2 separate regions of the Mus musculus genome follow, and region 2 is linked to region 1. The links are chromatin loops, found by intact Hi-C in ENCODE. Cell type or tissue: left cerebral cortex. All regions are shown on one strand.

Region 1 (8,000 bases):
TTAGCTCTGTGATTCGACTCGTATTCCGAGCAAATTTGTTTATTTTTTGCTGATCTTCGAAAGTAACATTCACGTCTTCTGCAGCCTGAAAAAGATGTTTAATTTTTTTTTTTTTTAATTTCGATGGAGCAGTTACACTCTGGTATCTTACACTGTGACAAAGAACCAAGCACTCTCCTCACCCGAAGACAGCCGAGGGGCACAGGCCATAAGATATCACAAACGTGTCACACTTACGATCTGCTCACGACTCTACAATCTCTCCCATTATTCAATAGAATCATTCATGAGCAAATGCTTGAAATATAAAAAGTAGTTAATAAACGTCCCAATAATAACATTTTTTTTAAAGTTGGTGGTGTCACAAGCCTTTAATCCTAGCACTTGGAAGGCAGAAGCAGGCAGATCTCTGAGTTTGAGGACAGCCTGGTCCTCAGAGTGCGTTCCAGGACAGGCAGTGCTACACAGTGAAACCCTGTCATAGAAAACCAAAATGATAATGATAATGATAATAAAAGCCACTTGCCCAAAAGGCAGAATTTCCCAAGCTGGGACACTGTTTCCCTAAGATATTTCCAGCAAGCAAAATGTTCCATGGTCAAACGCCCTTAGTGACCATATTGCAGAGATTGTTTCTGGGGTAAAATGCATATGGGTATACTGTGCTGATAAAAATAAGACCATTTCTCCAACTTTCAATCTAATAAGCTGGCTAAGTCATCATACGTGTCGATGGCTCCACTCCATACACTTAAAATTCTGTATTTATTTTAAGGTTGGGAATCCACTATAGGGTAATGAAAATTGAGTTCCATATTTAATATTTGATATGCTTAAATCTGCAGACAAAGCTGGGTATTAGACAACAAAGCATCTATAAAATAACAAAAATGGCTAACACAGCCTGAGGTCCTACTGCACGCTTAGAACACTAGCCCCAGAGTCTTATGAGGGCATCACCAATATCACCGCTTCATAGATGACCAGAGACTGCAGGGTTTAGATAATTTGGCCAGGGTCAAGCATACCTATGCCTGTAAGTACAAGAGTTCCTGTTCAGACAGAGGACGTGGCTGGACGTTCTCAGACTGTTCCAATTCTTATAGGGGTTTCAATATACTAGAAAAGAAAATTAAACACTACACATTCCTTCCAGTGTCTTAGTAAAGAACAAGTGTACTTGACAAGGCCTGAAAGGACTACAGAGAGGCCCTACTAGCTGACATGACACACCTCTCAGCACATGAGGCTGAGGCAGGAGGATTACCAGTTTGAAGCTAGCTTTAGATGCATAGAGAAATCCTGTTGCCAAAACCTCGTGGCGCTGGGGAAATACCCTGTGGCTTAGAGCACTTAGTGCTCTTTCAAACGATCTGGGTTCGGTTTTCAGGTCCCACATTAAGTGGCTCACAACTGGCTGGGACTCCAGCTCCAGGGGATCTGAGGCCTTCATCTGGCTTCTGCGGGCACATTCATGCACATGTGTGCAAACACATGGCATATACACACAGGAACACACACATATACACAAACAAAAATAAAACCTTTAACAAAGAAAAGGCTCTCACTGAAGCTACAGATTTATAACAACATTATAGATAATACACCATATTGGAATTAATAAATGAAGGTCAGTAAGAACGGCTGGCTATTCTGCCAAAGGCAGGAGTTCACAGATCCACACTCCACCCATTCCTGGTCCCCTGGAAGCTATGGCATAAAGTGTGCATACGCAAACTTCTCCAGAGGTTGTAGGGTAACCTATAGTCTCGAGGCAAGGCTCAGTGGCCCAGATAGACAGGTGTTGGAATCTAGGCTCTCATCCCAACAAGCAACTGCGCATGCCCCAAGCCTGACATCAGCCCTAATGCGTATGGTCAGAGTCCGCCCCACCATGTGTGCACAGCGCAGAGCACAGACAGCACAGAGGCGAGCAGCAGACACTCAACAGACACGAAGACGGTGAGACCTGTATCCTGGTGCTTTGCCTACGAGAATTATCAATCTCCCAGAAAACCTCGAGGACTCCCTTCTTAACTCGGGAGTTTACAGAGCCCCCAAGCCCTAGGATGCATTTTCAGGTGTGTCTGTCACCACGAGGACTTTAAAAGCAACTCAGGTGAGAGGCCCTAGTAGGGCCTGCCTGACAAGCAACACTGGTGAAAGATTTCTGAATTAGAATCTAAATTACGATAGATCAGACTCAGATATTTTGACATCAAAGAGTGCTGGAAGTTGGCTGTTTTTGCTTTTTCCAAAGCAGGCATTTCCCGACATAGCCCTGACAAACAGCAGCCACCAGAAGCCACTTGGCCCCTGGGAGGCGGAGGCAGGAGGATTAACAATTCAAGGTCATCCTCAGCTGCATAGTGAGTTTGAGGCCAGCCTGGGCTATGTGAGAAATGAAGGCAGAATGGCAAAAAGGATCACTGTAGAGTTAAGGGAATTCTGCTAGTTATACAAGACATGACTTGCTCCAAATTCAAGAAGAAAGTAAGCTGCCCTGGACCCTGACTACACCCTGGCCTCAGTAACACCTTATGGGATTGTTAAGAGGAAATAAACCATACTCTATTCCAAGTTCAGGTACTGAGATCTGGGTCCCCAGCCAAAAAGCTCTCCACAATTTCAGCTGACAGTCAGATCTCTTAAGAGTTCCAGACCAGCAAATGCTACACAGTGAGACCTTGTCTCAGAAAAGCAAAAGCAAGGACAATGTTTATCGTGGAACTGACCAGTGTAACCCACAGCTGAGAGCACAGTCTAACAAGAGAGGCAAAATGAACCTGTTCCTACCTGGCCAAATCACCGTGGCCCCGGACTGTACTCTGCTACCGTGTAATAATTTGTGGGTGACAGACCAGGGCGAGGGGCTCTTTCGAACTCTGAAGCCTCCCCAGGCTCAGCAGCCATTCCCTCTTAATGAACTGGGATGCTGAGCATCAACCTTCAGTGGTCAGAAGCACTGACTACACGGTGCCAACAGCGAGAACACAAAGGCATTCTACAGGGGCCTTACAAAGTAGAGTGAAAGCAACTGTCTTCAGCCAAGCGCCTCTCATCAGAGACAGACAGGCAAACGGACAGACAGACAAGGAGCCCGGGGTGGGGTGGGGGGGAGACACACACACTAACACACACACAGAGAAACAGAGAGACAGACAGACAAGGAGCCTGAGAGAGGCAGAGGCAGAGAGACAGACAGACAGGAGCCTGGAGTGCAAATGCTCTTTAAATCACAGCTTTTCTTCTGCGCTTCAGTTTCCTCTTCAGCTAAAAGTGAATAAATACAGAATCTCCCAAAAGGTTGACACAGCAGATCAAAATAATTAGCAAATGCTAAGAACTGTCCGAACACACTGTGAAGCCCCAATAGCTATCAGCTGTTTGCTTGTTTGTTCTTTTTTTTTTTTCCCCTCCTCTGCAATTCTTTCCCTGTATTAGATACACCTGCACTCCTGGAAACACGTTTAGGTTATAAAAACCCACATGGAAGTTTAACTTAAGTTGGTGGCTCAAATTTAGCTCAAGTTTCAAAATATTGGTTGAAAGGGTTGCATAGCCATGTCTACTGCCTGTCATGCATGAAGCCCTGGGTCCACCACACCAGCACACCAAAAGCCAGGGGTAGTGGCACACACCGGTGATTCCAGCACCTGGAAAGTGGAGGCAGGAGAGTCAGAAATTCAAAATCATCTCTGACTGCATAGGAAGCCGTGGACCAGTCTGGTGTGTACACACACACACACACACACACAAGTCCGTGTCTTTCAAAAGTGTGATAAGACATCACACCGAGCCCCATGAACAAGGATCGGACGTCGTTTTAAAAATGATAAAGAGCTCTAATTTGACCAAACAAAAATCACCAGACCCAGCATCTCACCAGATGAGTCACCAAAGGAATGGCTGGCTGGCTGGCTGGCTGTGAAGTGTGCGGGGCAGAGCGTGGGGACCCGTGTCCTTCCTAATGGCTGGGAAAAGCCCGGAGAGCCACCGCGCTCGCTCGGGCCGACTGCTCTCAACGTCAATTAGACACTCGGTGCACGGAGCGTGGACCGACCGGAGCGGTCCGGGGCGGAGCACAGAGGTGCGGTAGCAGACGACGCCCCGGGATGCGGTAGCAGACGGCCCGGGATGCGGAGCCCGACCCGGTGCCCGAGGAGATGCACGACCCTGAGCAGGTGAGGCGGTTGCCCTGACGGCGAGCGGAGCGGACAGAAGCACCCCTGTACCCAGCGCGGGCCCCGGCCCCGCGCATCCCTCACCTCCTCAGACCCCGGCCCCCAGCGCCCCGCGTCTCCTCACACGCCCCGGCCCACGGCTCCTCGGACCCCGGCCCCGCCGCACTCACCGCCTTCTTCATGGTGGCCGCCATCTTGGACTGAACCACGGGGCGCGGGGGAAAACCACTCGGGCGTGCGTCACCCCCCGAGGTCCCTCTCGAGCCCTGCTGAGCCAGACTCCCCCCTAACGCACAGCACTATCTCAACACTGCTGCTATCTGTGTCTCTGAACTATAAATTCCCAGGGCAAGGACTCAGGAAAAAAAACTATGCCCTGGAAACACTTGGTATCTTCCAATTAAAGGGACAGGCAGCTTCCCTCTCGGCCGGCATAAATACCAAAAGCGGCCAATAGTCGGGCCCGAGATCCCAGCCACGGCCAGCAGGGGGAGCGCTGGGTACCACCCAGCTGTGTGGAATGGGAAGCTTAAGAAATTCTTTTTCCATTTATTCAACAACCTAGAGAGAAGCTAAGGAGGGTAAGGGCGTGGCTTCGGCAAAGTATTTGGTAAATCATTTGGTCAAGTATTTGCACTCAAGCATGGGGACCTGAGTTCGATCTACAGCCCCTACCACATAAAAACCCAGTGCTGGCGAAGCTACAAGCTGAAGGCCACTCTTGAAGTTGATCTTAGCTTGTATGCCACTGATCACTGCAGGGGACACTAGGGGATCAGCCAGGAATAGATGAAGCCAAAGGTAGGTGACACCCAAAAAGATCCAGAGCAGTGGTTCTCAATCTTCCTAGTGCTGAGACCCTTTAATACAGTTAAATGTTGTAGTGCCCCCCCCAACCATAAAAAGTAGTTTTGTTGCTACTTCATTATGTAAATTTGCTACGGTGCTGGGTCATAATGTCAATAAATATCTATTTTCTGATAGTATTAGGCGGCTTCTGTAAAGGGCTCCCGATCTATAGGTTGAGAACCACTGACCTAGAGCGCTATAACAAACTTAAATGCTTAGATAATAGCTTACTGGACGGTTGCTTGGCTATTTATATTTAGAGACAGGGTCTTGCAATGTAATCCTAGCTGTCCTGGAACTAGCTGTGTAGACCAAGCTGGCCTGAAACTCACAGAGATCTTCCTGCCTCTGCTCTCCAAGCGCTAGGATCAGAGGCGTGCTCCATCATGTGCAACTGAAATGAATTCTTTTATGTGTTTAAAATTAAATTGGTTCAGAAATATGTCTTCCACTCGCTCAAATATGTTAGCCTGGGAAGACTGCCCACACAGGGCCCAGTGGGCACCGAGCTTCCTTAGTAACCAGGGCCATTGTTAACTTCGGTAGCCAAGACTTTGCTCTCAGAAAGTCGGAGGTCTGAGGGCAGAAGAGCTTAGAGTATTGGGGTATGGGCCATTGTCTCATTTACCAAGGGACAGGGAGGACCAGGTGTGAGCCGCAGGACAGTAAAAGCACGGCTGGGCGCTCTTGCATCTCTGCCAGTCCCTCCTATGGCTTCAAGCACAAGGGCATGCCAAGGAGGGGAAGAGGGGCAGATCTCGCCTGTCTGCTTATGACGCAGTGGGTCTCAACCTTCCTAATGTGACCCTTTAATACAGTTCCTCACGTTGTGGTGACTCCCAACCATTAAATTATTTCATTGCTACTTTACAACAGTAATTTTGCTATTGTTATACATTGTAACGTAAATGCCAGACATGCAGGATGTCTGATACTTGACCTGGGTGGGAGGGCCATTCGACTTTCCAAAAGGATCACGGCCCACAGGTTGAGAACCGCTGTTCTAATGTATAATGCATGTGCCCATTTGGTTACAATCTATCTCCTATCGTTACAATGCAATCCTGCTCATTGCTTGCATACCATCAAGCCCTCTGGATATAATGAACTTGGACTCCACAGAGTGAAGTCCTAACACCCTCCTGAGGAAGGTTTGCCGTTTGCACTCTGCTACTTAGCAGTTGCACATACAGAGTCAAATCTCTGGACCTGGAATTACTACGGTGGCACCACTTTTGAGGAACTCATTTGTATATACCGCAAACCCCAGTCCTGAACTCTGTAACCCTTAGACCAGACTCAGAAGGGAGAGCTAGTGTCTGGCTGCAGTGGTCATGGAGAATCTGTAGTTAGTGGCATGTTGACTGGACCGAAAAGACACCAGACACTGGGGATGCTGCATGTCAAACAGATAAAGTACCCCGTCCCCCAGCACCTTGCTGTCTACTGACAGGAGACAGACCACAAACAACCCGTTAAATAAGGATAGTGTGTCAGAGAGGGTGGTTAGTGTAAATGTGGCTGACTGTCCCAGCAAGGGAAACACATGCAGCTTTCGTCAGGAGAACGCCACCAGAGAGGCACGAAAAAGAAAGAGAAAACAAATTCCATTGGAAGTGAATGTTGTCCAGGCTTGTCCTAGCTTTTAGACTGCGTCACACAGGGATGATGAGCATATTTGTCGTTTTGTGACAGTGTGTGTGCGCGTGCGTGTGCGCTCGCGCAAGTGCCCCTCCCCCAAGGTCCTGCGTTCCCTGGGGTTGAAGAGGAAAAGTCTGAGTGGCAGGAGCCACAGATCTCGCTAGCAGGAAGTAATTTGATCATCTGCCTGCAGGGGGCACCCAAGGACTATGACTGAATTCTCAGGCATCCAAGCCCATTTCCCAATGTTTTGGACGTCTTTTCATCTTATCCTGTTTGTATCTGACTCAAAGATGTTTGTAAGCTATTTTGTCCTGACAGGGTTTGAAATCCTCGTACCTCCCCACTGCACGTAGGACCGGTCAAACTAAAATTCCAAACCAAGGCGCGCCTCCCTCTCTGATCTTCGGGTAGCACTTTTCCCTGGAGAGACATGGACAAACATCTGCTCACCCTAGAAAGGAAAGCGATGATGGAACCAAGTAAGGATGCCACACGAGTTCAATTTAGTGAAACAATGAGTTTATCCCACCCGGGAGGGTGGGGGATGGGGTTACGTTCAGGAGTGTGAGGGGCCACTTGGAGGAACGTGGAGGAATCAAAGATACTCTTAGTCCAGTCAGCATGCCACCAAAATCCCCACTGACCACTGCAGTCAGGCACTAGTTCTTTCATCTGACAGCTCCCAGAATGGGAAGGACACAGGCCTCTTGGATGAAAAGGCCAGACCCCTCTCCAGGCATAGAACCTTCCAGCACCTTGCTTGACATTGGACTTGTTCACCTCCACAACTGTGCGAAGTTCATCTCTGTTGCTTAGGAATTACCAATAACCGGGTCGCGGGGTTCCTTGTTACAGCGGCACCAACTTACTGATCCACTTCTCTTAAACACTTTCACCCCTGCAAGCGACTCTATAGCTCTCTGCCCGTTTCCTTGGGAGCTATTTCTCTTCTGCTAAGCCAGGGGCACCAAGGGAAGCCGATCTTGCCTGCTCATTAATGGGTAAACTGATGTATGGACAATTAAATGGCGGCATATTTAAGGACTAGAGAGTATTGTGAGATACGAGATAGCTGCTGGTGCATTTGTTCAGTAACAGTGTTCCAGAGCCCATATTCGTGTTCGCATTTCTTCTTCCTGTGCCTAATATCAAACGCCTCGCATAAACTGTAGCTCTGTGGGCCCGTCTCCTGAATAACTGCATTTTGTCACCAGGTGGCGCCATGACTCCAAATTTTAGCTTTTCTTCTGTGCAAAGCCTTAGGAACCGGCCCAAAGGACATGCAGTCTAGTAAGCCACACTCTGGGCCAAATATATAGTCAT
Region 2 (8,000 bases), 1.8 Mb before region 1:
GTATGTATATCTATGTACCAGAGGCCTCAGATTCCCCTGAAACTGGAGTTACAGAGAGTTGTGAGCTGTCCTGTGGGTGATGGGAATTGAACCCCATGTCCTCTATAAGAGCAGACAGTGCTCTGAATCACAGGATCATCTCTCCAGCCTCCTCCCCTCTCTAAAACAAACAAATGTCTGGCCCTAATGTTTGCTCCTCTAGCCTGGTAGAAGCTACTGTTTATTTTCTGGCTGGAAGTCTGGCTGCCTTTCTATTCTCCCTTCTGGGCCAGAAGGCCTTTTGCCAAACCTGAGAGTATGAGACAAAGGGGGCCTCAGCAGACAGCTGTGGCTGTTCTGGGGCACGGAGACTGGGCCATAACTGAGATTGCCTGGGCCAAGTGTCAATGGGCTTTTGACTGACATTGGCCTAATGGAGGTGCGGGCACTGGGATGGTCTGCAGATTGTCTTATCAGCTTGGCCACCCCATCTGCAGCCCAGGGGAGGAGAGAATTACTTATCAGAAGGGACCAGAGCCCCTGTGAGCTTTTTAGTAGGGGAGTGCTTGTCTCAGGGAGGGGGGAGTGGTAAGGGCTGGCCAATAAAAGAAAGCCGAGGCAGCTTTTCTTCCTGTCCCCCAGAACCAGAACATCTAGAAAAGTCTCTCCTGTAGGGAATGACCATTCTGGCAAGACATGAAGGACCATGCATTTTTCTTCCAAGTCCTAGAGGGATTTAAAGAAGCTGAAGCAAAGGGATTCATGAGAGTGGCTGGCAAGCAATGGGGCACCGGTAGATACTCTTTCCCCACGAAGTACTGCTGTTTGCCACCTGCAAGGGCTCTGGACTTCCCTGACACACTGACACACTGACCTCAAAGTGCTCAGGCGGGGATGCATCTCAGTGGTAGAGCGTCTAGCACATGCAATACTCTCATTTCCTAGCACAGTATCAACCCAGCTTGGCGGTGTAAGCCTATAGTCCTTTGGAGGTGGAGGCAGGAGGATCAGAAGTTCAAGCCTATTGAGTTGAAGGCCAGCCTGGCTGGAATACAGGAGACCTTGTCTCAAAACAACCAGAGGAAGCCATATTAGAAAAAGAAGGTTGATTGAGTTGATCACGCTGTGTGGTAACACTTGCTCCCATCCATTTGATAAGTACCGTATGTGTTGACTTTGTACTGGGCCGTGTTCTGAGTGCCATGAAAATCTTAGTTTAGTGCAATCCTCACAATATCCCCATGAACAGAAGAGGATCTGCAAAGTCCGGGGTGTGTGTGTGTGTGTGTGTGTGTGTGTGTGTGTGTGTGAGCACATAGCCAGAGGCAGCACAGCCCAATCCCAGACCCAGCACTGTGCCTGTCAGAGTGTTCCAGAGCAGGGACATTGCAACAAACCAGACGGACAGACCTCTAAGAAGACTCTGACTTTAGGGAGCAGAGAACAAACAGTGAAACCTAGGGAGGAGACACACCAAGACAAGCAAGGAGTGAGTCAGGAGGGATGCTGCTCATTAGATAAGGGACGCCAGCCAGCAAGCCACTTGCATACGAACTCCTCCCCCTCCCCCCCCCAGGGTCACAAGTGGCCTCCACTCACTTGGTCTATGTGACCCTGAACCCTGAGCTCTGAAAGGGCTCCTTGTGTGGCGTATCTCCCCATCTCTGGCACAGTGCAGTCCTTGCTGTAGGCAAGAGGTTGACATGTCACTCAAGACACTTGATTTACTATCTAGAACATTTGGAGACCCCAGCTGGCCTCCCAGTGAAGGCAGGCAGGTTGGAGGTGGAGTGGGAATGCCGGACTGAGTCCCAGGGCAGGTCCCTCCCCCACAGTTGGCTTCTTGAGGAGTATCCTTTTTGAAGTACAAGCTCAGCTCCTGGGCTCTGGAGGCCCTGGGCGGTGTGACACGGATGACAGAAATCACTGGTGTCAGCCATGATGTACCAGATGCCAGCTAGCATGCTGTCGCCTATCACATTCACCCTCTGGGAAATGACTTAGTAACATCTCATTTTACAGACATGGAAAAGGGATAGCGTTTGATCAAAGTGATTGACTTAGCAAGCAGAGACATGGATCCTATGAGCCTGAGACCAGACTTATCCTTGCTGTAAACACACCTGTCAAGGCAGAGTGTGTGTTTAAGGTTAGGGTTAGGGTTAGGGTTAGGCTACCAACAGGGCTGATGTGGCAGAACAAGGTGAGAGGTTGTACCAGATCGTGAAGGCAGCTAAGATCTGAGCGCTAGAGAAGAGACAGTATAGGGCGGGGGGGCACACTACTGGTAGTCAGGGAAGACTTTCTGGAGGAGAGGGAAGCTATGCGGTGCCCTGAAGCACGGTACGCTGTGAGTATCCTGACTTGTGCTCAGGAGCAGAGCTGAGGCCAGTGTCCTGTCTGTCAGGCAGGAGAGAGGGGAAGGAAGTCCTTCCATCATTGTGCTCGGCACTCAAGGAAAGCGACCAATCCCTAACTGAAAAGCCACGGGAGCAGACAGTACTCAGAACTGCCCGATTCATGGCAGTGATCTTTCTTTCAGACTCCCCCAGACCTCGACGCTTCCGATCTACTACTTCTGAACTCCTGCTTTTTTTTTTTTTTTTTTTTTTTTTTGAGACCTACTTGAGATATGCTGCTGTCTGAATGGAAGCTGGTTTTCACTCTGAGCACTCAGGGCAAGTAACCACAACAAAACGGGATGGACTGCCTGCTCTGAGCCTGCTCTTCCAGCTAGATAAAAGGGTGGCGCAAGGAGCACAGGGAAGCGGTAGATGTACCGGCGGCACCGGCGATGCCGCCTCCTGGGCCCAGTGCCCAGGCCTCAACTGAACTTCAAAAGGAACAAGTCCAGGGGCCGGACTGGAAGTTCATATAGAATTCAGGCCCCTTGCGATCGGCTCGGTAACGCCACTGTTCTGGCTTTCGAAACTGGGGCTCGGCGGGCGACTCCATGACCTTGGGCAGCGCACCATTCCACTCCTAGCCTCAGTTTCTCCGGCTGCTAACTGAAAGAGATTTTTCTCGGATTCTAGGAATCTGAGAACTCAGGGACCCCGGAGGTGACCCGTTTCGGTCAGGTGCAATGTAAAAATTGTCCATTGGGGCTGGCCCTGGCACGGCGCTCCGGCCACTTGGGGATCAGGGTCCGAGTGGCTGTGGGGAGTCTTACCTGGCGGCTGAGACAGTCCCCGCGGGCCGTGCGCAGCAGTCGGGCGTCCGGAACCGGATGGGACAAGGCTAAGGCCCAGAGCGGTGGAGCACAGGAGGTGGCGGTTCCCAGGAGCCAAGGGGCCAGGGGCCGCAGCCGGGTGCTCACTCTTCCTGCCGGGCCAAGCAGCGTCAACAGCCCGGCCATGGCGCGCCGCGAGCGCAGCTCCAGTGTGCCCACTCGGGAATCAGCTCCAACACAGCGCGGTGGGCGGGGCCGAGACCGGGGCCTCGAGCTCCACCCCCCGACAGGCCCCGCCCCAACACCTTTAGGGCCCGCCCCCGGAGCGGAGCTGAGCGTGGGATAGGCGGGGCTCTATAGCGGAGCGCAGGTTTTGGGCTCCACCCAACAGCTCCGCCCTCCGCAGAAGCAGCCTATCCATGAGTGGGTGGGGCATCTGGAGACGCTCGCTCTCTTTTGTTCCCGCCCCTCAGCCCCGCTTCCTTGGCTAAGTTCCGCCTCCTGAAGCGGAGTGGGCGGGGCTGGGGACCTGCCAAGTCTATCAGCCTAGTTCTCAGGACCTCAGGCCAGTTCTTTGTGGAATGCATTTTCTCAGAACTTTCCAGGATTTTGAGTTTCCGGACTGTGGAGCGCGGCTGGCGGCTGTTTCAAGCGAGGGCTAATGCATTCTTTGTTTTTCCTCTCAGCCGAATGGGTGAAACCTGGAAGACTGATGCTTACGTGAATGCTTTAAAGAAGAAAGGAACTATAGAGGTTAACTCTCACTTGAAGAAGCCCTCTAAATGAGCCTACTATATCGCGGCTGTGAACATGAAAGCAGCCACTGTGGAGAAAAGTTTTGTACTTTCACAGATAGTTAAAAGTACACAAACCAGGTTGGTCAGCAACTCCGCTCCCATAGTGTCTCAAGAGAAGCAAAGACTCACATTTCTGTCGGACTAAAATCTGACAAGAGGGCACTCTCTCTTACCTGGTGACTATGCACTGCCTGGGGACTTGGGCCCACAGGAAGGCGTTGCTGGCATTAGATGTGGCCCCTCTACCTTGGACCTCTAGGCCCATGAGCCAAAATTAACCCTTCTGTTCTTATAACTTAAAGAAATAATAGTAAACTGTTATCTTGACATGGTGGTGCAGATCTGTAACTCAAGCACCCAGGAGGCTGAGACAGAAGGATTAAGAGTTCAAGGCCAGCCTCGACCCCAGGAGAACCTGTCCTACACACATGCTCAGAAGACAGCAATACTCATAGCAGGGCAGTCCAGATATCTGTCAGCTGGAGAATGGAACTTCCATCTGTGGATCACTTGCTATCCAAGCTGAGTTCCACCCTGGGGCCCAGGCAAGGTGGGGGTGGGGGCTGGGAGGTGGGGGGAGAGAGCCACAGTCTCCACAAAGTGCTCCTCTGGCCTGTACACATGCTCCCTCCCATGCAATAATAATAAAAAAATTTTTTTAAAGTAAGGCGTGAACACCTTCATCCTAGGGACAAGTCTCAGGACTGCTTTGCCAAATGGAAAATTCCAGCCACAAACACAACATGCAGGAGGATTTCATCTTCAGAGAATGCAAAGTTCACAGGCAAAATTCTGGACCCCCCCCCCCAAAAAGGTCAGCGGCTATCTAGGATTGTGAGTGGGATTTGGGCGGGGATTCAAGGAGCAGGGGGCTGACAGGGCAGTGAGGGTCACCACAATAAGCAAAGCTCACTTTTATGCAGAGCAATCATACTTCAGTGAAACAATGCCAGCGGTCCCCAGGACAGGCACCGTGGCCCAGCCTATAACTACAGTATTTGGGAAGTAGAGGCAGGAGCTCCAGACCAGCCCCCAAGCTCAGTCTCCTTGACCCAAAAGAATAAAATGTATAAAGCTAACATTCTCAAGATGTGCTGGCTGGATTCCAGCTTGGCAGAGCTCTCAGAGTCAGAAACCACGCTGGTTATGCCTGAGCTCTGTTTGTGGTAGTCCGGTACCAGTGTCTGAAGGAGGCAGACTGATCCTGTGTGGACTGCTTCTGCTCAGGGTGTTCAAGCTATAAAGATGAGTTAAAGGTATAGTCCTAAGCCGGGCGTGGTGGCGCATGCCTTTAATCCCAGCACTTGGGAGGCAGAGGCAGGTGGATCTCTGAGTTCGAGGCCAGCCTGGTCTACAAAGTGAGTTCTAGGTCAGCCACAGAGAAACCCTGTCTCGAACCCCCCCCTCCAAAAAAAAATAAAGGTATAGTCCTCAGTCACATTGGTCCTGCAACTCCAGCTGTGTGACCTGGAGTCAGTGGCTCAGCCTCTCTGAGCTTCACCTTTTCGCTTGTAAATTGAAGACACCCTAAGAGTTCCTCTTGTAAGACTGTTGGGAGAAGTCTTGACACAAATGTTAGAGTGGGCTGTTACCTAGTGCCTGGTGCACAAAAGGAGAGGGCATTTGATCCGGAATGTCTCAAAGGTGTCAGAGAGGGCTCCCAGCACTTCATCTGGAGGGCCTCCTAGGTCCCACAATGCTCTTGTGTCTGGGTCTCCTTTATTCACTCAGGCCTCCCGCTCTGGCTTCCTAGGAACTGAGTTTGTGATTTCTGCTTTATGGTTCTTGGGGGGAGAGAGAAATACATTTAAATTTTTCCCTTTAAATTTAACAGAGGATGAGGAACAGTGTGTTGGAATGGCCAGCCTTTGACCATTCGTTCATATTGACCATTTGACCATTCATTCGTATGATCAATAATGTGTGTGTGTAGATGCTCTGAATGTACACACCCAAGTACAGGTGTGTCCAGAATACGGCAAGTGAAAGGGCTCTTCCTCCCTTCTGCCCTCTATAACCCCCCACGGCTAGTAGTAACTCACACTTAGGAGCTCTGCGCCACGTGGAGGACAGCATCCTTCCCACACTCACACACTCCAGCTTCATGCCATGAGGACGGAGACACCCTTCCAACACGCACACTACTCATTTGGCGGAATGGCTTCCCCTCCGTAACAGAACTCTCCGGCACATCATTGACCACATCGGAGTACAGTAAGCAGCTATGAGGTAGTCTCAAATTCTCCAAGATGTTTCTGCATCAGAAATACAAACAGAACGCAAATAGCATCTGAGGTCGGAAGGCATTTCAGGCACTTCGGGTACTCGCATCAGGTAACGTTTCAACTGGAGTTATTTTTGGAGAGGCTGACACAGGTGGCTGTGCTTTCCTGTCCCCGGCTTTCGGACAGGGTCTGACCTCAAACTTATAGTCGTCCTTTGTTTGGTTTTCCAAACACTGAGATTACAGGCCAGTGCCACTCACTGTGTACAGTGTGACTTCATTTTGATCTGACAACTCCTCCACCTTGTTTCGGAACAGTATTCTCTGAAGACCTCTCTGGTCAGCCATCTGGTGGTTTGGTCTCAATTGTCCCTCTTGGCTGGGATGAGATTTGTCCCCGTTGGTTTGATCTGACCACACAGGGAAGGGAGATGTCAAGTGTCAGGTGTTAAGGAGTTACTGCCAATAAATCCCTTGATAAATAAATGGTTGAAAAGTTACCCAGGGAGATCTTAGGCTGAGCCCACCCAGACGTCCATGCCTGAACTTAATTTTGTCCATCTTGTGGATGATGTCCTCAAATCTCAGATAATACAGACATTCTGCTTGTATAGGATGTCCAGAGACAATAGTTCAAAGTTTTATAAGAGTACAAACCGCAGCCACCAAGATCACAAATGCTTTAGAGGAGAACCAGGGCCGTGCAGGACCAAAGACTCAGCCCAGCTGCTCTGTGCTCTTTCTCTCTTCCCCTCTGTGCTGGGCATTGAGTCCAGGGCTTAATAATGTTCTTACTATCCACAGACCCTTTTCTGTTTATTATTATTATTTTTTTGTACATGAGGAATTGAGGTTTCAGGAGTACAGTCACCAGAGGTCCCTCAGCAGGAGTGCCATCTGCAAGGGATTAGGCCCTCATTCTGTCCTTGTCCTTGACAAGGGGCCTGGTGAGACTCCTCAGTGCTGCAAAGGGCTCGGAATCAAGGAACCAGTTCTCAGTGCTTTAAGGACTGGCTGTCAGGAACTCCTGCAGAGTTGGGCTGGATCCCTTCCAGGAAGGGCTCCCAGCCTTTCTGTCTGGGTCATTGTCTTTCAGCAGATTGATCAGCGAAGCGCTGCAGACCACTACTGATGACAACAGTGTACCGGACCCAGACCTCTGCCACCAGCAGGCAAAAGTGGCCCCAATGGCTTTTGTTTATTATGTGTCCACGTTACACCTGCACCAGCTCCTTCTACCTGCATCCCAGAACCAGCGAGGACATAGACAAAAGGAACCCCAAAGTAAGCCAGGAATGCTGTGGGACAACTGTAATCCAAACATTTGGGAAATGGAAGGAGAAAGGGCAGAGGCTCAGGGTCATCTCCAGCTCCATAGTAAATTCAAGGCCAGCTTAGGCTATGTAAGATCCTGTCAAAAATGATAATGAGGATGATGATACATTTTTTTTAAAAAAGGAAAAGGAAAGTGTCACGCTTTGGTAAACATTCCGGCACCCAGTGGGAAGAGTCCCTGTGACAAAATCATGGTGGCAAAATCTGTTTCAAGTAGGAAGAGATGCAGGGAACTCTAACAAGGCCCCCCTCCCCAGGCTTCGGTGGAAATACAGCCTGGGGTGGTGGAGGAGGGCAGAGCATGCTGTGAAGTAAGAAAGGAAATAAACAAAAGACTCGGTTTGCATTGAAAATGAAAGGTCCCTCTTCCAAAATGATTAGAAATGCCAATTAGTGGGCACTACACCAACTGCAGGCCTCTTAGGGCCAGGGTCTGTTGTCCTCAATCCAGATCCCATGTGTTAGCTTGGTCAGGCAGGGACATGAAGGCTGT

Evidence for each region. A loop is a pair of places that touch in the nucleus more often than their neighbours do. Peaks named below come from ENCODE experiments on the same cell type or tissue, not always from the same donor. Only the 100,000 strongest peaks of a DNase experiment are listed, where the experiment ranks them.
Region 2: a loop joins it to region 1, with 3 times the contacts of the local background. A loop is called at or near these places in 5 of 42 quality-filtered maps.

The regions. Positions count from the first base shown.
Region 1 is chr2:170,507,824-170,515,823 of GRCm38, reverse strand. Pfdn4 (prefoldin 4) reads right to left here and starts at 4,594. Exons shown (of 4, transcript NM_001110152.2): 1 at 4,355-4,594; 2 at 1-85. The coding sequence starts at 4,378. It overlaps Gm16796 (predicted gene, 16796), which reads left to right and starts at 3,897. Exons shown (of 3, transcript NR_040367.1): 1 at 3,897-4,985. In left cerebral cortex, CTCF peaks have their summits at 4,659 (motif pointing right), 6,863 (motif pointing right) and 7,890 (motif pointing right); DNase peaks (open chromatin) are centred at 4,394, 4,653, 6,857, 7,894 and 2 more places; H3K4me3 peaks cover 1,758 bases; H3K27ac peaks cover 811 bases.
Region 2 is chr2:172,340,999-172,348,998 of GRCm38, reverse strand. Fam210b (family with sequence similarity 210, member B) reads right to left here and starts at 3,422. Exons shown (of 3, transcript NM_025912.4): 1 at 3,152-3,422. The coding sequence starts at 3,337. In left cerebral cortex, CTCF peaks have their summits at 2,760 and 3,022; DNase peaks (open chromatin) are centred at 278, 2,754 and 3,562; H3K4me3 peaks cover 1,681 bases; H3K27ac peaks cover 599 bases.